Regions from separate parts of the Mus musculus genome. Here region 2 is linked to region 1. A link is a loop called in an ENCODE intact Hi-C map of the cell type or tissue named here. Cell type or tissue: heart. All regions are shown on one strand. Links, peaks and the distances in the headings refer to the core of each region. The heading gives the core; the rest is flanking DNA.

What was found. A loop is a pair of places that touch in the nucleus more often than their neighbours do. Peaks named below come from ENCODE experiments on the same cell type or tissue, not always from the same donor. Only the 100,000 strongest peaks of a DNase experiment are listed, where the experiment ranks them.
Region 2: it touches region 1 in a loop (5-fold over the local background); 15 of 42 quality-filtered maps call a loop at or near these places.

Annotation. Positions count from the first base shown.
Region 1 is chr12:55,487,184-55,497,426 of GRCm38, forward strand. Nfkbia (nuclear factor of kappa light polypeptide gene enhancer in B cells inhibitor, alpha) reads right to left here and starts at 5,464. Exons shown (of 6, transcript NM_010907.2): 1 at 5,117-5,464; 2 at 4,487-4,595; 3 at 3,937-4,147; 4 at 3,588-3,676; 5 at 3,223-3,483; 6 at 2,226-2,786. The coding sequence starts at 5,343. The coding sequence ends at 2,739. Gm36634 (a long non-coding RNA gene) reads left to right here and starts at 6,112. Exons shown (of 3, transcript XR_381610.3): 1 at 6,112-7,163. In heart, for the core only: CTCF peaks have their summits at 4,858, 5,157, 5,361 and 8,089 (motif pointing left); DNase peaks (open chromatin) are centred at 4,108, 4,868, 5,488, 8,108 and 4 weaker places; H3K4me3 peaks cover 2,692 bases; H3K27ac peaks cover 2,665 bases.
Region 2 is chr12:55,349,558-55,359,800 of GRCm38, forward strand. The region is part of intron 4 of Prorp (protein only RNase P catalytic subunit); the gene reads left to right. Among named protein-coding and RNA genes, the nearest start is that of Psma6, 44 kb to the right of the region's middle. In heart, for the core only: a CTCF peak has its summit at 5,553 (motif pointing right); no DNase peak of the experiment used is centred there.

The DNA of each region.
Region 1 (10,243 bases), core at 1,575-9,574:
TGGGTGGGTCAGAACAAAGTTCTAGAAATCTGACCTTTCTTGTCTAGCAAAACTCTACACTAGGAAGGTTAGTGAAGACGTGGGGCTTGGGACAGGAATACTGTACCTTCCTGTTCGGGTCTGGTTCTCACTTAATCACTTCCAGGAGAGGAGGAGTTTGAATTCACGCCTCTCCTCCTGTCCTCCAGCCATGCCAGGACGTAGATTGCTCACACTGGAGTTTGTTTCCTCCTCTATAGAAAAACTCTTCCTGATGGAAAAAACCAGTCCACCTGCCCTGTCAAGGCAACGTGTCCTGCAGCCACGGGAGGCCGAGGGAACGAAGGAAGGAGCCGAGGACCTAGCTCACGTGACTTCAGTTCCCTCAGGCTGTTCTCTCCCTCTCCCCCTAGGCTCCTTGACTTCTCTCTCCCAGTCCTGACAGACCTTCGACTTCCAGGAGAAAATCAGGCATATGAAGGACGGCTTTGTCTCGTCTGAAATGGTCTTGTTCTTTACTTAGAAAAATTGAAGACTTTCTAGAAATTACATCTGTTCTAAAATTTTCTCCAGCCAAAACCAAGCAGTATGAGGGAAACAGCAAACAAGGAGCCAGGGTGAACTTTAGTCTTCGCTCCCTCAGGGTTTGGGCAGGTCATGAAACCTAGGCTAGTGTATGATGTCTTCAAGACCGCCAACATGGGCTCCTGTGACCCAGAAGAGGACCCTCCTTCTGCAACCATGGAGGGTGACACTCCTAGTCAAGAGCCGCTCTGTGAGGCCACATCCTCTTGTTCTCCAACCTTCCACAAGAACCACAAAGTGTGCCTGTCTAGGTGCATCCTGGCTTTATGTGACATGCTCTTGCTCAAGTAGTCCTAGTTGGCCTCACTCATGGCAACCCTCCTGCCTCAGCCTCTCAAGTGCTGGGATTATAGGTATGTGCTGGCAAACCTGACTTTAAAAGCTATGCAGGAAGCATTAAGACCATCTTTCTAACATCAAAGCCAAATTTCTCCCCTTTGCTCTTTAGGCTATGAGGGGGTCTCTCTCTGACCCTCACATTTCCCACGCAGGAGAATGAGCCTAAGTCAGCATCGATGTGAGCAGCACCGAACACCTGTGTTCAGATACTCTGGGGCATAGAGCCTGGGTACCTGATAGAGAACACAGAGAGACAACCACAGTGGACTGGGGTTGCAGGAATGGGACATGGCTGGCTTTACCCAGTTTGCAGTAGTGCTTTTTATATAGGAAAGACACACTGGGTGTTGGCTCCCTTTTGGTATAAGATGAAGATGAACATCATATTTACTTGACATCCAATGTGGATCCAGAACAGAATAATGAAGCATAGAAAAGATACTTTCTTAGCCATAAGCTAAAGCACATCAAATGTATTATTGTACATTCATTGAATGTCATCATCTCATTCCTTCCTACCAAAGCAAGACTCTGTCCCCGGGACAAAGCCACTACCTACCAAGCATCAATACGCAATCTTCACAACTTTCTGACTTATTGTGAAATCTGCTTTGGCAGTAGAATTAGAACCCTGAGCTGAAGATTCTTCAAGCTTGCTCCCCGAGACCACAGTGATGAGATACATGGCCTTCTGGTTAACAGTCTGACAAAGAAGGTTCCCGATAAGTGAACCCGCTTCCTCTCGGGGTGTCCCCGCACAAGCTGTTCTCTGGATTTCTTGCTTCCCCTGTGAAACACAGGATGTTGTACAATAGCTGTATTTTTTTTTTCAGCATTAGATGCCTGGCACTGTCATGTGTTTTAGCCTTATGCAATGTCTACAGCAGCCTAGTCAATGAATAAGTCTCAGCGGTGACTATCTCCTAGGAGGTATGTCAGGACAGTACCATTTCCAAGCCCATGTCCTCTCTTGAGGATTTTCCCAGCTACATCAAGCTAACTCAGCAAATTCCTCTTGTTCCAACTAAGTTCTACAGAGACTGGGTTCCGGAACAGCTTAAATCAAGGAGAAAATGGTACCAGAGCCTTCAGTGACAGGCCAGGTGGCTTGCTGGTGGTACCCCAGCTAAAGGCTGGCATTTCCTGTCACCTTGCAACAGGCTCCCTCCCACACAGGGGCTGGAGGCTGCTGTGAAGCTCGGCTCTCACGTGAGAAGCTACTCTGTGAACTTCCTTAGCTGGCTGAAAACATTCACGCCACCCCCTCCAGCCCCCGATCTTCAGGAACAAGCCACTCAGAATAGCAAACGAGCGGGACAATGCTGTCTGTAAAAATCTGTTTAATAAATATACATCTTAGAAGTACCAAAATAATTACCAACAAAATACAACATATACAACATTTACAAGAAGGCGACACAGACCTTAGTTGGGGGCGACTTTTAAGCACATGCCACTGAACACCTGGCTCTTACATGGGAGGACACACTGGGCTCACTTACTAGGTCTATGGTGGTTCAATCAAAAGCACAATAAATAAAACGTGGTCCTTTCATTAGGTTCTGGAAAATCACCTCCCCCCCCCCCAAAAAAAATCCCACAAACATGAACCTTAAGAGACATTTTCTTTGAATTTCAGTGATCTGTTTCCCCGGATTTCACAAAGACAACAGCCGAATCACCCCAGTAAAATGCCTGGGTCTAGGCGCTGTGTGGTGTGGTGCTAAGTATACCCTTTCTCATTTTTTTTCTTTTTCTTTTTTTTTTTTTTTTTAGAAAAATAAAACTCTATTTGTACAAATATACAAGTCCACATTCTTTTTGCCACTTTCCACTTATAATGTCAGACGCTGGCCTCCAAACACACAGTCATCATAGGGCAGCTAAAACAAGAGAGGGGAAAAAGACATATTAAATTCCTAGAACTTCACCAAGACATTGGGATAAGGGGAGAGCTGCTGCTGAAATAACTCCTATTCTTGGGCTCTTTTTCTCCTTAACCCAAATAGAACAAGGGCACCAGGCTGTAGGAGTTTCCCTTACCTATTCTTTCCTTAAAAAAAAAAAAAGTCTAAGCTATTGAGGGGGTGGAGCTTAATGGTTGAACGTGTGCTTATCACCATGTGCTAAGGCCTGGGTTCAATTTCTAGAATTCCCTCATTCCTCAACCCAAAAGGGTAAGCTCTTAAAACAAACCAGAGACAAATTCTTGGGATCCTGGCTTTGCAAGCCGAGTCTGAGAAGTTAAACAACTGAAATCCCTCTGATCCAAAGCAGCCCTAGAACAGCCGTCAGCGTGCTGAGGGGAGGAACACTCACCTCATCCTCTGTGAATTCTGACTCCGTGTCATAGCTCTCCTCATCCTCGCTCTCGGGTAGCATCTGGAGATTTTCCAGGGTCAGCTGGCCCAGCTGCTGCTGTATCCGGGTACTTGGGCGGCCCCAGGTAAGCTGGTAGGGGGAGTAGCCTTGGTAGGTTACCCTGTTGACATCAGCCCCACATTTCAACAAGAGCGAAACCAGGTCAGGATTCTGCAGGTCCACCGCAAGGTGGAGGGCTGTCCGGCCATTGCAGGGCTCCTGAAACCAAAAGCAATCAGGCGTTAGTTTACGGCTGCATCTGGAAACCTGCTCACCATCAGAGCCAGCCCAACAGAGATTAGGTGGAAGGGAGATGTACTCACCTGAGCGTTGACATCAGCACCCAAAGTCACCAAGTGCTCCACGATGGCCAGGTAGCCGTGGATAGAGGCTAGGTGCAGACACGTGTGGCCTGGAGGAGGAAGACAAAAACTGTAACTACGTGTTTCAATCCTCACACAACTCATGTCTATTGTCTTGAGGACAACCACAAACATCATCAGTTTTGAAGAACTCAGAATCTGGGTTCTGAGTGAATATCATATAGGCATCGAGGAGAAAACTTTTTAAAAAGATCACAGTGTCTGAACTTTGTATACGTTCGGAGTTTAAGACTCAAGTGGCCCCATCTCTCTCCCTCCTCTGCATCCTTGGATGGACTGGCAGACCTACCATTGTAGTTGGTGGCCTGCAGGACGGAGTGGAGATGCTGGGGTGTGCAGGTCTGCGTCAAGACTGCTACACTGGCCAGGCAGCCCTGCTCACAGGCAAGATGTAGAGGGGTATTTCCTCGAAAGTCTCGGAGCTCAGGATCACAGCCAGCTTTCAGAAGTGCCTCAGCAATTCCTGGCTGGTTGGTGATCACAGCCAAGTGGAGTGGAGTCTACAAATGGAAGAGGAAACAGAAAGGGATAAGCCATGGAGCAAACCCATAGTCTTGAGTTTCCTGAACCCCAGACACCTCCCGCTATGGAATCTGATCCTCCCATTTGTCTCTTAGGAGATCAGGCAAACAGGAGGCCCTAGGTGGGTCATAAAGACCTCACTAAACCCAAGGGATTTTTCTTCTGGTTCTAAGACGTTGGCTGATTTGAATGCAAAAGGCCAAGGCAGATAAGAACTAAGTGACTATTAATTTAGAAACGCTTTGGGGGCGACCGTGCTACATCTGACTCCACCAAGGGGTCAAAGAGGGCACCCGCGGGGCAAGCAAGCAGCGCACCTGCTGCAGGTTGTTCTGGAAGTTGAGGAAGGCCAGGTCTCCCTTCACCTGACCAATGACTTCCATGGTCAGCGGCTTCTCTTCGTGGATGATTGCCAAGTGCAGGAACCTGAGGGATGACAGGGAAACCCCCCGAGGGGTGGTGAGCACACTGCGTGGGGGGGGGGGAGGCGCGGGCTGGAGGTGGGGTTGGAGGGGGGATTGCGCAAGGCCGGGGTTTCTGGAGGCCGCGGCCGCGGTGTTTTCCGCGAGGTTATTATGAGCTGAGTGTTCCTGGCAGCCGCCCAGGGACTTTCCGTGCCCCACCCCCTCCGGGCGGGCGCCGGCCAGACCGGCCCGCCCTCCGCCGCCCGGAACGCCCTGTACTTCCCCTCGCGGCCGCGCGGCGCCCGGCGGCTGCGCGCCACCGCTGCCAGGCCGGGACTTTGCGTCCTCGCCGCCGCTGCCGCCCCGCCCCCCCCGGCCTGCGCTCGGCGACTCCGGGTCCGGGGACAGGGGAGGAGGGGGAGGGGGGAAGACAGGCGGCCCGCCGCAGCCCCGGCGCCCCGCAACCCCGGCGCCCTCGCCGTGCAGAACCCCGAGCGCGCTGCAGGCCCCGCGCGACCCCCACCGGTGCCCGGCGCCACTTACGAGTCTCCGTCCTCCGTGAGCTGCTGCTTCCAGGGCTCGGCGGCCAGCGGCGCCTCCTGCGGCTGCAGGCGGATCTCCCGCAGCTCCTTCACCATTTGCTCGTACTCCTCGTCCTTCATGGAGTCCAGGCCGCTGTCGTGGCGATCGTCCACCAAGCGCTCCTTCTTGAGGCCATCCCGCGGGCCCTCCATGGCCCAGTCCTGGCCGTGCCCAGCTGGCTGAAACATGGCTGTGCGGGGCTGAGCGGGTGCAGGCTGCAGGCTGCTGGCGGCTGGCTGGCGAGGTCTGACTGTTGTGGGCTCGGCAGCGCCGCCGCGGCGCCCTATAAACGCTGGCAGGGGATTTCTCAGGGGCGGGGTCAGGCGCGGGGAATTTCCAAGCCAGTCAGACTAGAAAAAGAACTGGCTCGTCCTCCACTGAGAAGCCTAAACCCAGGGCCGGGGTTCATCGGAGAAACTCCCTGCGATGAGCCACTGGGGTCATGCACAGGGAACTTTTTGATGAGCCCTGAGTGGCTGGAAAGTCCTCCCGACCAGGCCCCCTCCCTCTAGGTACTTCCCTGCAGCCTGCACTCAGTAACCCCAGCCCTCTGCAAGAACCCTTCTTTCCCTGGGGTTTCCCACCGGGCGATTTTGGTTTGGGGTCCCAAGCTGCGCAGCTTCCAAGGACGCAGACCTGCTAGGCTGTTCCTCTTAGCGATTTGCCAGTTTGCAGGTCTTTTCCGGTTTTTGATCTTTTTGAAAACCCAAGAGTGGAAACGCTGGCTAGGTGCAGGGATTCGCTTCTCCTAAATTTCTGCGACGACGGACATATGAGTGGTTCCGGGGCCGGCTGTGTTTTGTCTGTTCCAGGCCCTTTGCAATGCAGGGACATTTGGCTGTCCTTCACTCCTACTCCATGAAGCTGTAAAAACTTTGGCATTAAAACAAACAAAACCACCACCACCACCAACAAAAACCAAGAGCTTGGAGAACCCCTAGATTATTTCCTAGGGGTCAATAATCTTGCCCCCCCCCCCGGGGGAGGGGCAAATCCTAGCTCCGTATGGGAACCACATTTTTCCCCAAGTAATGCAAGCTGTTAATCTTAGTAGAAGTTGTAGTTTCCTTGCAACCGCAACTGTTGCGTTCTTGCTGTCGGAGTTAACTTGTTGCAGAGAATGAAGCCGGAGCTTATTGTGAATGCCTAGCAGAGCAATTGACTTAGTGCCCTAGCCAAGGCTGGCCTCTCAAACATAGCTAAAAAAGTAACTGTGAGGTATCCTGCAGGAGGCTCAAGATAGTCCTAACACAGACCCCATCTGAAACCTGCTGCTTCTATCAGCTTCCTTGCTCCCAAGGGACCGCGGCATTATGGGTAGCTGCTCCCCCAAGAAAGGGATTTGGGCCTGTGAGCCTCTAGTTTAACCGGCAAAAGTACAAATGTTACTTCCACCCCACCCCTACTTAGGGAAAATTAAAGCAACGTGGATCAGAGTTTGTCAGACCAGATCCAGGAGGCCTCTCTAGTTCTGCATAGATTTCTGGTGAGATGTGAATGATCTTTTTCTTAATGAGCCTTATGTCAGCTTTCCTCTCTTTGGAATTCCAGCGCCTCCCCCTGAGTATGCATGTGAAGACACTGAGGGAAAAGATTCAAAATCCAGGAAAAACCAAAAAGCCTCCAGACAGTAAGGGCCAGGTTAAAGTTAAAACTTCCTCAGCGAATTCTCCTTTTCCTCTCAGTGGCAAGTTGGATCTGCAAGTGTAATTGAGTGGGACATAGTGAGATTGATCATGAGCAGGACATCTCAATTCCACGCTCTGCCTTTCATTAAATACATTAGTTGGAGAAGTCACTTAACCTTTTTTTTTTATGGTATACTTGCTTTTATAATAATAAGATTGGATCTGTGCTGGTGGGGTGGTTTGAGACAGGGTTTACGTTGTAGGCCCGGCTGGTCTGGATTTCACTGTGTTGTCCCTGTTGACATTGAACTGTTAGTAGGACCTCTGCCTCAGCTTCCCCCTGAGAGCTGGAATTGCACGTCAGTCCTGGAATATTTAAGGTACTTTGTGATATCAGATGGGCATCATTTGTCTAGAAATACACGTCTCTGCTTGGAAGTATGAGTGTGGACTTTTGGAAATATCACAGTATAAATTTTTGGAGGAACCCAGCTTCGTATGCATTATGGTTAGTTCTCAGAAGTAATATTGTAAGCTAGGTGCGGTTCCCATTTTCCTAAAGAAGAAAACAAAATACTTAGAGATGTACCCAGGCCCCCTAATGTCAGTTCGTCTAATTTCTACTACAATATATTAATCATTTTGGTAAAGTATATGTTAACCCTTGGAAACACCTTGCAAAAATGAGACCAAAATGTAGTATAATTTGGAATACACTAAAAGTATTTAGCCTAGTTTGAGGTCAATATGGGCAACATAAGACCCAGTCTTGAACAGCTCCCCAGCCCCCAAATCTGTCTTCCGCTTGGGAGATAAAGCAGAGGATAGGTAGTTTCTCATCTGGAGATAGTTCTTTAAAACTGCAGAGCAGGGCTGAAGGAATGGCTCAGCAGTTAACAGCACTAGCTGCTATTCCAGAAAACCTGAGTTTGATTCCCAGCACCTACGTGGTGTCCTGCAACTCCAGTCCCGGGAGATTCAGCACCGCCAGGCACCAAGCATGAGGGTGGAACACATACATACATGCAGGCGAAACATTCATATACATAAAAAATTAAGTAATATAAAATTTAAGCAATGTACCCTATTGTAATGAATATATATATATGAAGTTAAAGTTTGTAAAAAAAAAAGCCACAGTATGGACTCAAAGCCCCATCTATAAAGGATACTGCAGAAGGTGACTTGGGGCTGCAGGTATAAAATGAAGGAGTATGTATATTTATGCCTCCTTGGGCTGTCCCGACAGCTTCAGGCCTTGGCATCAACTTCGGTATTGTTTAGTGTGACACCTAGTGGCAGGAGTCAGGCTCAAGCATTTCTGGGCTGTCACAGAACCCTTTGAAAAAATCTGGGCGGTGCTGAGGCCGGCTGACTTGGCCCTCCCTGGGAATTCCCTAGGAGTTACCTTCTGTTTACCTGCAGCTCAGGAACACTGTTGACTTACTAAAGTGAGCCAACAGGCTTTCTTTCCATGCACGGCTCCATATAGCTTAAGTCAACAACACCACAGCTCAGCAGGATTGTGTGTGGACAGACAAGAAGGAAGATGTCCAACAATGAAAGGGTCTGGCTTCTTGGAGGCGGCAAGTGAACTTGTGGATCCTTCCATGCTTCAGTTTTCTCCTCATTGTCAAACATTTATCTAAGCTTAACACTTTTAAACTGTCAAAGCTTTACATCACTGTTTTGGAGACAAGGTCTCACCATTGGGTCACAGCCAGCCTTGACCTCCTGAGTGCTAGGATTGCAATCGTCCGACACTGTGCCTAGCCCTGTCTTGGTGTTTGTGAGCTCAGGGCTGGGGATGACCTCAGGGCCTCTTGCAAAGATGATAAACACATAGTTTACCACGAAACTACACCTCAGTCTTTTGTTTTTCCTTTTAAAGCAGAAGGCAAAAATAATATCTTGTACCTTGTAGCAACTTAGTGTAGGCTGGCCTCAAGAGATGACAAGATGGCCCCACAATGGTCCCGGACTGGCTATGGACTGAAGCTCCTCTGTGGGAAAGGGATGTTGTCAAGGCAGATGAGACTGGATAGTTCATGAATCCTCCTGGGTGAAACTAAACTTCCTCCCTCAAAGGAGCTTTTGTGCAAGTTCAACCAGGTGGTCCAACCTGCCCCACCCCATCCCCCATGGGCAGACTGGCTTGGGTCAATTGTTTTAGGCAATTATTCCTAACTTGTTTTAGTCCCAGACAGGAGCGCGCAGGAATGAGACAACCCATGCTGGTGCAGCTGGGCTGGAGAAGAGAGGAGCAGGAGACCTAGAAGGGGCAAGCATGGTAGAAATGCACAGTGGCCAGCCCTGATGTGACAGTGTGAATGCAGATGTGCAACTCTGTCTCTAACTCAGGCTTCTGTGGTGGCTAGCCTCCACCCTGTAAGACCGTGGAAGCTCCACCCCCCACCCCACTCCACCCCAGCTAGAGATCTTTTCCCACAGAAAGGCAGCTGTCAGGACTTCCATTTGCACTGAGATAAAAATAAACAGTCAAAGCCTTAGTGGGCTTCCTTTGCTTCAAATCCTACATTGTCATGGAGATCAAAGCCTTAGAGGACGTCTGCAGAAGTTCCTACCCACAGAGGCCAGGCAGGACTCACAGGTGAGGGTCTAAAGGAAGTAAAGGAATTTCATCAGTCTGAGGCAAGTTTACTTTTCCTTCCTTTGAGGTCAGGCCATGTGGCACGGATGCCCTTGCTGTTCGGTTTGTCTACCATTTGTTAAAGGAAGAAGAAGAAGGAAAAAAAAAAAAGCAATACTGGTGTGGCGGGAGTTTCCCGGTTTTTAAGACACTATTCCAGCCAGGCCTGGTGGTGTGAGTTTGTAACCCCAGCTACTCAGGCACTAGAGTGCAAGAGGATCAAACACTCAAGGCCTGCTTGGACTACCTAGATGGTTTCAAGGTCAACCTGGCCAGTGAGACCCTGTCTCAAAGTCATAAGTAAAAAGAGGCCTGAGGCGGAAGCTCACAGATAAAGCACGGACCTATCATGTAAAATAGTTCAAAAATATGAAAACGGAAGCACTTGGAGGCAGAGGCAGGCAGAGGTTGAGGCCAGCCTAGTTTACAGAATGGGTTCCTAGATAGCCAGGGCCACACAGAGAAACCCTGTCTCCAAAACCGATAGATAAATAAATATAAACAAACAAATAAGTAAATAAATAAGACAGTCCTAGCACTGAGAGGAGTGAATGGAAGCCTGGTCCTACCCCCTAACCAAGAAGCTCTTGGCAATCCATAGCCTCTGGCTAAGAGAAGATCTGGTTTCTCTAGTGGCGCACCACTGAGTGTATTAACCTTCACCCTCCAGGGCAGACCCCAGGGCCAGGGGTAGTTGGCCAATACAGCTAAAACTCCCTGGGTTTAAAAAACAAAATCCTAATTTTTATTATACATATATGGATATTTTGTCAGAATGTATGTCTGTGTAGTACCTTGTGCATGTACCGC
Region 2 (10,243 bases), core at 967-8,966, 140 kb before region 1:
CTTCTGATCTGTTCAGAAGAGAGAGAATAGGCAGGTTGGAAAACACATGGGAACAACAGTGCCTCTTCTAATAAACCAAAATAACCCCATATAATATGCATAATGTTTTAAGAGTTTCAATCTTGGGGCTGGTGAGATGGCTCAGTGGTTAAGAGCGCCAACTGCTCTTCCGAAGGTCCCGAGTTCAAATCCCAGCAACCACATGGTGGCTCACAACCATCCGTAACGAAATCTGATGCCCTCTTCTGGAGTATCTGAGGACAGCTACAGTGTACTTATATATAATAAATAAATCTTTAAAAAAAAAAAAAAGAGTTCCAATCTTTTACCAAAATAACTTGAGTAAAAACCCTAAAGCCATACATCGGTTCCATGGTTGTAAAACATGAGCACACCGAAGTCTCCGCTACTTTCCAGTATTTATTTTGGCCATTTTATTTCAATGTCTGTTACCTGGTTATCCCTGTGTCGTGGGATTGCAGTGAAAGCATCTGCTAACATGTGGCTCTTTATTGTTCCACTTGTAATTTAATCCTGGCCTATATGAATTACTTGGTGAGAGGATGCCAGGCTGTATTCATCAGCCAGGTCATCCTCCACACCTGTGCACACTCCCACATCCTGTAGTATCTTTAAACACTAGTCCTTATCATGGTTTATCTTGTGTATAGCTTTAGTATTAGCCATAGAGATAAGAACCAAAAAATTCAGTACCACAGCAGGGTGCAGCTCACACACTTTGGATGTTAACTACATATATACAAACACATACATTCCCACATATACATATCTGTGATGTGTGTGTTTCGTTTTTCTGAGACCTTGCTTACTAGGTAGCCCAGGTTGGCCTGGAACTGTTTAACCCAGGATGTCCTCCTGCTCTGCCTCCAATGTGTTGAGATTACAGATGTGTACCATCATGCCTGGCTTAATAAATATATGTTTGGGGGGCTGCCAAGTTGGCTGAGTGGGTAGAGCACTTGTCACTAAGGCTGATGACCTGAGTTTGATACCTGGAACCACAACGGTAAAAGAGAAAACCACTCTAGCAAGCTCCTCTAACGTCCACATGTGCACTGCGGCAAATTCAAATCCACACGTGGTTGTGTTTGGTGTGGTTTGTTTACATTTGAGATGGTGTCCAGTGTAGCCCACACTGCTGCCAAGGGTGACTCAGCCTCCTGCTCCACCTCCCGAGTGCTGAGATTGCAGGCATGCACCATTAAATATCTTTTTTATGTAAAAGCATACTATTGGAAGCTAAGGATTTCTTCATCCACATTTCAGAAGCTAAGGTCTAGGCCAATTCTTGATGTTGTTGAGACTTTTTAAAGTTTTTTAATTTATAAAAGAAATATATGAAAAAACAAAAATAATCTCACCACATATAGCCAACATTTCCATTTCTTTTTATGGGTCTGCTTTTGAGTATGTGTAGGTGAGTGTGGGTCCCCTCAGAAGACAGAGGCGCTGGAGCTAGAGTTTACAGACAGTTGGGAGCCAGGGTGCTGGGATCTGAACTCAGGCCCTATGGAGTTGCAGCAAGTGTTTCTGACCCCTGAGCCATCTCTCCATCCTGTATTTCCGCTTTGTTTGTCTTTTAGATAAAATCTCGAATAGCTTTGGTTGACCCCAAATTCAGAATATACCTGAGATGACTTTGAACTCCTGATCCTCCTGCCTCTGATACCTAAGCGCTGGGACCCCCATCTCTGGTCCACTTCTTTTTCCCTTTGAGATGGAGGCTACAGGATGCATTATGCCTGCCTTCTCACTCTCCATTAGACAATATATATCTAAACATACAGCTTGGTTTAGTTTTGGTTTTGTCTTTCATCTGATAAGGTCTCTTCTACAGAATTAAATATTTTGGAAACCATCCTGAATGAGTAAGAACTGCTTCCCTACTGTCCAAAATTTAGGTTGCCCCTGTTTGTTTGTTTTTTTTTTTTTTTAATAGTAAGGCAGTGGCATGGGGCTGCAGATGTCGCTCAGCAGAGGGCTTGCCAAGCAAGCACCATATAAACTGGGTGTGGTAGTACAAGCTTGTCATCCCAGCACTGGAGGTGGAAGAAGAATCAGGAGTTCAAAGTCACGCTCTGCTATGTGAGTTTAAGGCCAGCGTGGGATATATGTGAGACCGAAAGTAATGGAGCCGTCTGACAACGTAGACTCCACCTCTGAATCTCTCGGCATTGCATGAAGCCTGTGTTCCACTTGCTTTGTAGTGGAGAAGGCATGCTTCTGCAGGTCAGAGCACATCAGACAGTAGATGACCGCCTTAACCCTCAACTTACACACACACACACACACACACACACACACACACACACACACACACACGTTTCTGTGTGCCTGGGTAGAAGCGAAACCCTAGAAGCCAGTGCTTTATCCACTGAGCATCTAGCTCGTCAGCCCCTTCTGTAACTGAGTGGAGCTCAGTGTCCTGGTGAGGCCATCAGCAGATGTGTGTGTAGCACATGAAGTTCTAGTGCCAAGCTGCCTAGGGTCCTATTATGGCAAGGGGCTGTGTCTGTGGCATACTCTTGGTGATGGTTCAACTCCCTAGCCCTCTGTGGTCTGAGCTGATGTTCTCATACTCAAGAGCCATATGTCCCTCTTCTTTGAGAACTGCAGCTATGTTTATGTATCTTCTGACTCCCATTCTCCCTTTTTTAAGGACTGCATGATTGTATGTGTGAGTCCCCAGGCTCAGAGAAGTTCACTAAGGAATAGAAAAGTGTGTTCCATTGAAGCCCCCTTTCCCCTTACCAAAAATACAGTATTTTGTTAGTTACTTAGTTGTTAGTTAGTTGGTTAGTTATGGTTTGGATTTGGTTTTTTGAGTCAGGATCTCATGTAGCTCAAATTGTCCTTGAACTCACTAAGTGGATGAGGCTGGCCTTGAACTTCTGACATTCCTGTCTCCACCTAGTGAGTACTGGCATAAGCATGTACCACCATACCAAGTTGTTATGTGATGCTGAGCATGAAGCCCAAGGGCTACATGCATGCTAGGCAGGCATTCTCCAACTAAGCCCCACCCCCAGCCTTGGTTTGTTTGTTTAGATTTAGGTGAGTAGGGGAAAGTAGGAAGGTCTTTAAAAAGTATTTGTGAGTTACTATTTTATGTGTATGGGTGTTTGCCTGCGTGTATGTCTGTGCACTATGTGCGTGCCTGGTACCCATGGAGGCCAGAAGAAGGCATCAGATCTCCTGGGACTGGAGGTACAGATGGTTGTGAGGAGTTACCATGTGGTACTGGGAATGGAACCTGGGTCATATACAAGAGCAGCAAGTGCTCTTCACTCTCCAACTCCCTACTTTTATATTTAATGCTTCATTTTCCATCTGTTTTGAGTTTCTGGGAATAACAAATTACACTTATCCCCAGGCTATTAAGACGGCTCAGCAGGTAAAGTCATTTGCTGCCAAGCCGGATGACCTGAGCTCTGACCCCAGGTCCTACCTAGTGGAAGAAGAGCACTGACTCTCTACAGTCGGACTCTGACCTTCACATGCACACCGATGGCCACACACACACACACACACACACACACACACACACATACCGCTCCACATACATGCATGCATATGTAGAAAAATGAACAAATGTGATAGCTTACAAGATCTTAAAGTTAAAACAAATTGTGCACAAATTGTCTTTGAGTACTGTGAAACCTATCCTGTTGGGTCTAGGATTCTCCATTACCACAGTCCCTTCCTTTACTGTTGCAAAGGCCAAACTAACAAACACACTTGATTTAAAGCTCTATTGTTCCTCAGCACCTCCAGTTTCCTCCGTCAGTCCTGACGTCCTCTGAGCAGACTTTCTCTTTGTTGTTTGAGCAGCTTTCTGAGAAATGAAATTGCCGATATGGTATCAGTTTACCAGGTGCTTGGCTTTTACCGGAATGAAAGCTCTCCCTGGTGCTGGGAGAGGGGCTGTTTCCTCCCCCACGGTATACTGTGTGTATCTATCTGTTCTGCAATCTGTATTAGGAAATCTACATCATTAGAATAGAACATCACTCTCCAGTGTCATGAGTATCGGTGACATTTGCCCCCTTGTATAAACTTTGCAAGTTTACTTTCCTTATTAAGCCTGTTTGTTGTAGAGCCTGTTGAACTGGGAACGAAGCCAGAGGCCTGTACAGGTGCAGTATTAGAAGACTCCACCGTGTTCATTATTGAGTATACTTCTTGTCTCTGTGGAGGGAAGCTCTTTCTTATTTATTTATTGATTGATTGATTGATTGAGATAATGTTAGACTTTGGCACCTACGTCATCAGTGTTTACTGTCATACATATAATGTAGGTAGTGAGACAGCCCCTCTTGCCTCTCATTTCCACAAAGGCTGAGCAAATTTGGAGAAATTTAGCACGTAAGGAACCTAAGCAAGCAGACTGTCCCCAGGTGCAGGGATTGTAACCAGCACTGTGCAGGCAGAGTTAGAAATCCTGGGGAGGACAGACCAGAGCTCCTTAGGAAACAGGAAAATGTAAACGCTACATGCTATTCTCACACCGTGTGCATCCATCCAGACACCTTCAAAGTACTGAGTTGACTTTTGTCTGATTTTGTTTTGTTTTTAAATGGAGGCTCAGTCTCAGCTCAGACCTTCCGTAAACTCTCAGCAAGCTGTCTCCCTTGGCCTGTTGAGGATCTAGGTGTGAGCCAACAGCCTAGGAAAGATGTGCCTTAAATAAACACTTGAACTATGGCGGGTAGATCTTGTTTAACAAATTTTAAGAAGTCATTGTAATGGATTCCTCTTAGTTATGCATCAGACAGTGTATAGCAGTTTAACACACTGGTATGGGGTATCCTTGGGAGCGTGACGCTGCCTGAGACCTGGGGTGTTCTTACAGGTTCCTGCAGTGTGCACCTGGGAGCCAAGCATGTCTGTGAGCTTCAGGCTCTTCCTCCTTCTCTGTCCTCTCTCCCTGAGCAGCAGGGCCCCTTTATACTTCCCCCAGCTTCTCATTGCCTGGCACAACTTAGGACTCTAAATGCTGCCTTTGCACTAGTTCTGTTTACTGATAGTAACCAGTCTGTTCTATCAAGGCCTTTCCTTGCTGAGGGTAAGTAGACACAGTGTAACCTTGAATACTTTTGTTCAGATTTTGGCTTTGGGGTTTTTGTATGTTTTTAGAGTCAAGGCCTTGTGTTCTTCTAGCTGGCACGAAACTCATAGTAATAGACCAGGCTGGCCTTAGAGCACAGCAGACTTGTTGCCTCTGCCGCCAGTGTGCTGGAATTACAGGAAAGTTGGGGGTTGGTTTGGTTTGGGTTTTGAGATGGTCTTACAATGTAGCCCAGGCTAGCCTCTAAATGTAGGTATTTTTAAACAAGTATAAAAGACAAAGGCAGGAGGATCAGATGTCCTGAGCTATATAGTAATGCCCCCTGGGGGGGGGGACAGAAAAATAAATACTGTTAAGATAAGTTAGTAAATGACCATGAGGACTTCAGGCTGTCATATGCCAGCTTTCCATTTCACACCCTCCCACACTGTACACTGTACCCGAGCATCCTAATTCCTGCGTGTCCTGTAGGTGGCAGTACATGTATAAAAAAATATCAGTTCATGTGCGATTTGAGGATGGTCAGTGGTTGGGTTCCTTAGGGAGTAAGGTTCATTTGAAATACTCTCTCGGTTAATTTCCCTGGATCCTCTAGATATATTAAACACAAAGCTTCTTACTAAATCAAATTTCCACTCCAGTCTCTTCAGCCATGATCTGACCTCCTGCCTAGTTGTAATAAAGACCATGGCAATATGCAACTATGGAGAAAAGGGTTTATTTGACTTACATATCACAGTCCACTGAGAGAAGCCAAGACAGGAACCTGGAGGCAGGAACTGAAGCAGAAACCATTGAGTAATGCTGCCTAATGGTTTATTCTGCATGGCCTGTTCAGTTTGCTTTCCTGCGCACCCAGGACCACACACCCAGGGTGGTACTGCCCACAGTGGTACTGTCCAGGGTGGTACTGTCCAGGGTGGTACTGCCCAGGGTGGTACTGCCCTTGGTGGTACTGTCCAGGGTGGTACTGTCCACGGTGGTACTGCCCACGGTGGTACTGCCCACGGTGGTACTGCCCACGGTGGTACTGCCCACGGTGGTACTGTCCAGGGTGGTACTGCCCATGGTGGTACTGTCCAGGGTGGTACTGCCCATGGTGGTACTGTCCAGGGTGGTACTGCCCACGGTGGTCTGGGCCCTCCCACGTCAGTCATCAATTAGGAAGAGGCTTCACTGGCTTGCCAGTCTAATAAAGGCCTTTCCTCCATTGAGGTCCCCTCATCTCAGATGACTGTAGCTTGTGTCAAGTTGACAAAAACAAACCAACACCCCTCCCAAACCCTCTTTCCCCCCAGAAATCACATTACATGCTCATTTTCTCTTTGGAATGCAATAACTGAAACAAATCCTATGTAAAGTTGTTGTTCTATTTTTCTCATGGAGATTGACTCTCTGAGGACATCATTAATTGTGATGTAGACAGGGTAACCAGTGTCGTAGGTCTCAGATAACTCTATAGTTGTGGGGCCAATCAGGTAAACACTGACATGTAGGAAGGGGCTCATTAGAAGTGTGAGCAGCTTGTTTGGCTTGTCTGCTTACTGTGGATTTGTTTGTTTGTTTATGGGGATGGAGCATGCCACAACACGTATGTAGCCAGAAGTCAACTCATAGAAACCAGTTTTGTCTTTCCACCACGTGAGTCCTGGGTCTCAAACCCAGATCATCAGACTTGGATGGAAACACCTTTAGCTTCTGAGCCATCACATTGGCCCCTGTTATATTTCTTTGAGAAAGGCCCAGACTATCCCATATTCTACTGTATAGCCAGGTAGCCTTAAATTCCTGGGTAATCTTCCTGCCTCAGCCTCTGTGCCTCACTGATAATCTGTTCTGTTCTCTTTAAACATTTGGGGTTTTGCTGTAGGGTTCATTCACTAAATATTGAGTACTTATTGAATACCAGTTGTGTGCCAAGTAGGTGCCCCGAGTCATACTTATGAAAGGACATGCGTGGTACCTACCTCTTCTCAAGTTAGGGGATTCCTGTAAGACAGCAGTGGAAGGTACAGTAAGAATAGGAATTGATTGCTGTAGAATAATTATAAATCTGTTTACCTCAAACTCTTCCACAGTTCTTAAGAAAGTTGGAAAATAAGCTGGGCACTGGTGGCACACGCCTTTAATCCCAGCACTCGGGAGGCAGAGGCAGGTGGATTTCTGAGTTCAAGGCCAACCTGGTCTACAAAGTGAGTTCCAGTACAGCCAGGGCTACACAGAGAAACCCTGTCTCCAAAAACCAAAAAAAAAAAAAAAAAAAAAAAGATAGTTGGAAAGTTTAGTCAAGGAAGATCTCTAAGAAGAAACATTTCCTAACCATGGCGGAGTGGGACAGGTGCCCGAGAGTCTATGTAGAAGAGGCACACAGAGTGCTACCATTGTGTAAAGAAAACACATACCCCTGCCCCCAGCCAGCATGCACATGCTTGTACACATCTTGCTAGCCGCTGCCTGGGAGATGGAGAAGTGCCTTTTGCCTTTGAGGTAAGGAGCTGGGGGTCTAGAGATGGAGAAACGTTTTATCTGTTTGGTGTTTTTTGTTTGTTTGTTTTGTTTGTTTGTTTGTTTGTTTTAGATTTTTGAACCCTATAAATTAATTACTCATACAAAAATTAAAGTTGTACTTCCTTGGATCATCCTATAACCACAGCTGAGGAGAATATATACCAGCCTCTTTCATTTGGTAGATTGCATAAGTACAATCCTGAAGGTACACCTGACAAAAAGTATCACCAAGGATCATGTAAGTGTGTGATGCATTTTGTTTTGGTTACAGGGAACTTTCCACTTTTATTTTCATGCCTTTCAACTCGTATATCCTGATAAACACCCAGTGGTTGAGAGTGGGTGTGGTTCCTCCCAGAGATGCTAACTGCAGAGGTTTTTTTTTTTTTTTTAATACATCAAAGAGCCACATGGTTTTGTCTCTGTTTGGTTTTGTTGTGTTGTGTTTAGGGGAAATTACACATGAAGTATGCCAGATAATCCTGGAAGAAGACAGATTAAAAGGAAAAATATGATTTAGTGAGTCCATTGGTGTTGTCCCTTTGTGCGGTGAATTGCTTTTAGGATGCTGTTGGAGGAGGCATAGGAGATACGCAGAACAGAGCAGGGCTTATTGCGAAACCCCAGCCACTGGAGTGGTGGCATCAGGAGAATCTAGGTGGTCAACCTAGACCACACAGCAAATCCCATCTCAAGACGAAGCAAACATATGTAAAAGAAATCCCATGGGGTACAGACTCAGCCATATGTGAGTCCCAAGGAATCCTATTAGTATATATGTTTAAGAATCGTGTAAGGAGATAGAGGGTTATAAACAATTTAATTTTTTAACATGTATTTATTGTGAGCACAGTATATGTGCAGGAAAAAAAGGGGTTCTTGGATTCCAGCCCAAGTCAACAGGCTTGGTGTCAAGTGCCTTTACCTTTTAAAGCTTGGCAGGGTAGTACTGACCAGTGGTCACAACCCTTGGGAGGTAGAGGCAGGGAGATCAGGAGTTGGGGCTATTGTTGGCTGCATAGGGGAGTTAGAAGTCAGCCGGGCTATATAACAAGATCATCGCCTATATCTCAAGCTTCATCCCCACCCCATAATCATCCCCGAAGCCTCCCAAAAATCCAGGAGAGTATGCAGTGTGCGGAGAAACCACCCTTGTCTTTCCGCAGATAACTTATGCTAAGCTGCTTTAAAATTCACTTACAATTTATCTTCAGCAGGCTTAAAGGTTTTTTCCCCTGTGTCCTGTCATTCCTTAGACACTACGCAGCTTTTTGTTTTCCTTCACAGTGATCACAACACGATTTTCCCCCTGATTATGCAATAGTTCCTCATCTTGATTTATAGCCAGTAAACATGAAGTTATACCTGGCATTTTATTTTGAGAAAGAAACAAGTTTGAGGCTGACAAGATGGCTCAGGAGGTAAAAGCACTTGCCTTTCAGCCTATTGACATGAGTTTGATCCCTAGGGAAGAGAGAACTGACTCCCCCAAATTGGCCTCTGACCTCCACAGGCACACTGTGGCACAGTGCAAGAGTGTGTGTGTGTCGATGTTGTACAAAGAGAGCAGTAGGCATGGCAGGAAGGACAGCTTGACACCAGATGTAGACCTGCGCTCCTGTGTCCCACCCTTGGGAAGTAGAGGCAGAAGGCACTGGAAACAAAATCACCCCTAGATACTTAATGAGTTTAAGGCTAGCCTTCATGACCATGTCTCAAAAGTTCCCATACCCCTTCAAAACAAGAAAAAGAAGCCTGCCTGTCTGTACTGGTTTTGTTAGGGAAAGAAATGTGGAAAGTGGACCATTGGGTTCCCTACCAGTAAGAGGTTTGGAAAGTAGACCTTTGGATTCTGCTAACCCCAATGGCTGCTCAGCTCTCTTAAATTCCTTAAAGTTCAGATTTCCCTTGTGGCTAAAGCACCTGTTAACAGTTCTTACTCACACAGCCAATTTAGAAAATAACTGAATTCATCTAAGAAAGCTTTGATGTTGGTTTGGTACTCATTATTAGAAGGCAACAAGTATTGAAAGATAGCAACCCTTCATGCAGACAAGGTTGGAAAAGTTGAGAAGTATGTTTACTTGCATGTTGTTACAGTTAAACTCAGATGGAAAGGTTTAGAGTTGTGTAATTATGGAATATTTTCTAGCCACAAACTCCCTAGCTGCGCATTTCACATTCATTAGCAATTAGGCCCAAGGATATTTGGATTCAAATCTGCTTTGGAAACTAATTTTTCCAAATACTTTGTTTCCTAGATCCTACTAAAGTGATATATGACGTCACCTATTCAACTCCATCAGCAACTTTCTTCTGTGAGATAGCTTTGCCTTTTCCTTGCTCTTCCCTAGTCCCCTCATCCCCACCCTAATACTGAGCATTGAACTAGAGCCTCGCTCCTGCTAGGCAAGTCTCTAGCATTAAGCAATATCCCCAGGTCTCTCTTACTTTAATTTTGAACAGGTCTCTCTAATTTGCCATAGCCATTCTTGGAATCACTCTGCTGCCCAGGCAGCCTTGAACTTGTAATCCCCCTGCTTCAGCCTCCCCAGTTGCTAGGTTTGCAGACTGTAGCAATACCAAATTAAGCTACTAAGTTGATCCTGGCAGCGCCGCTCCTCACTACCCGCCCCAAGGTTCTGG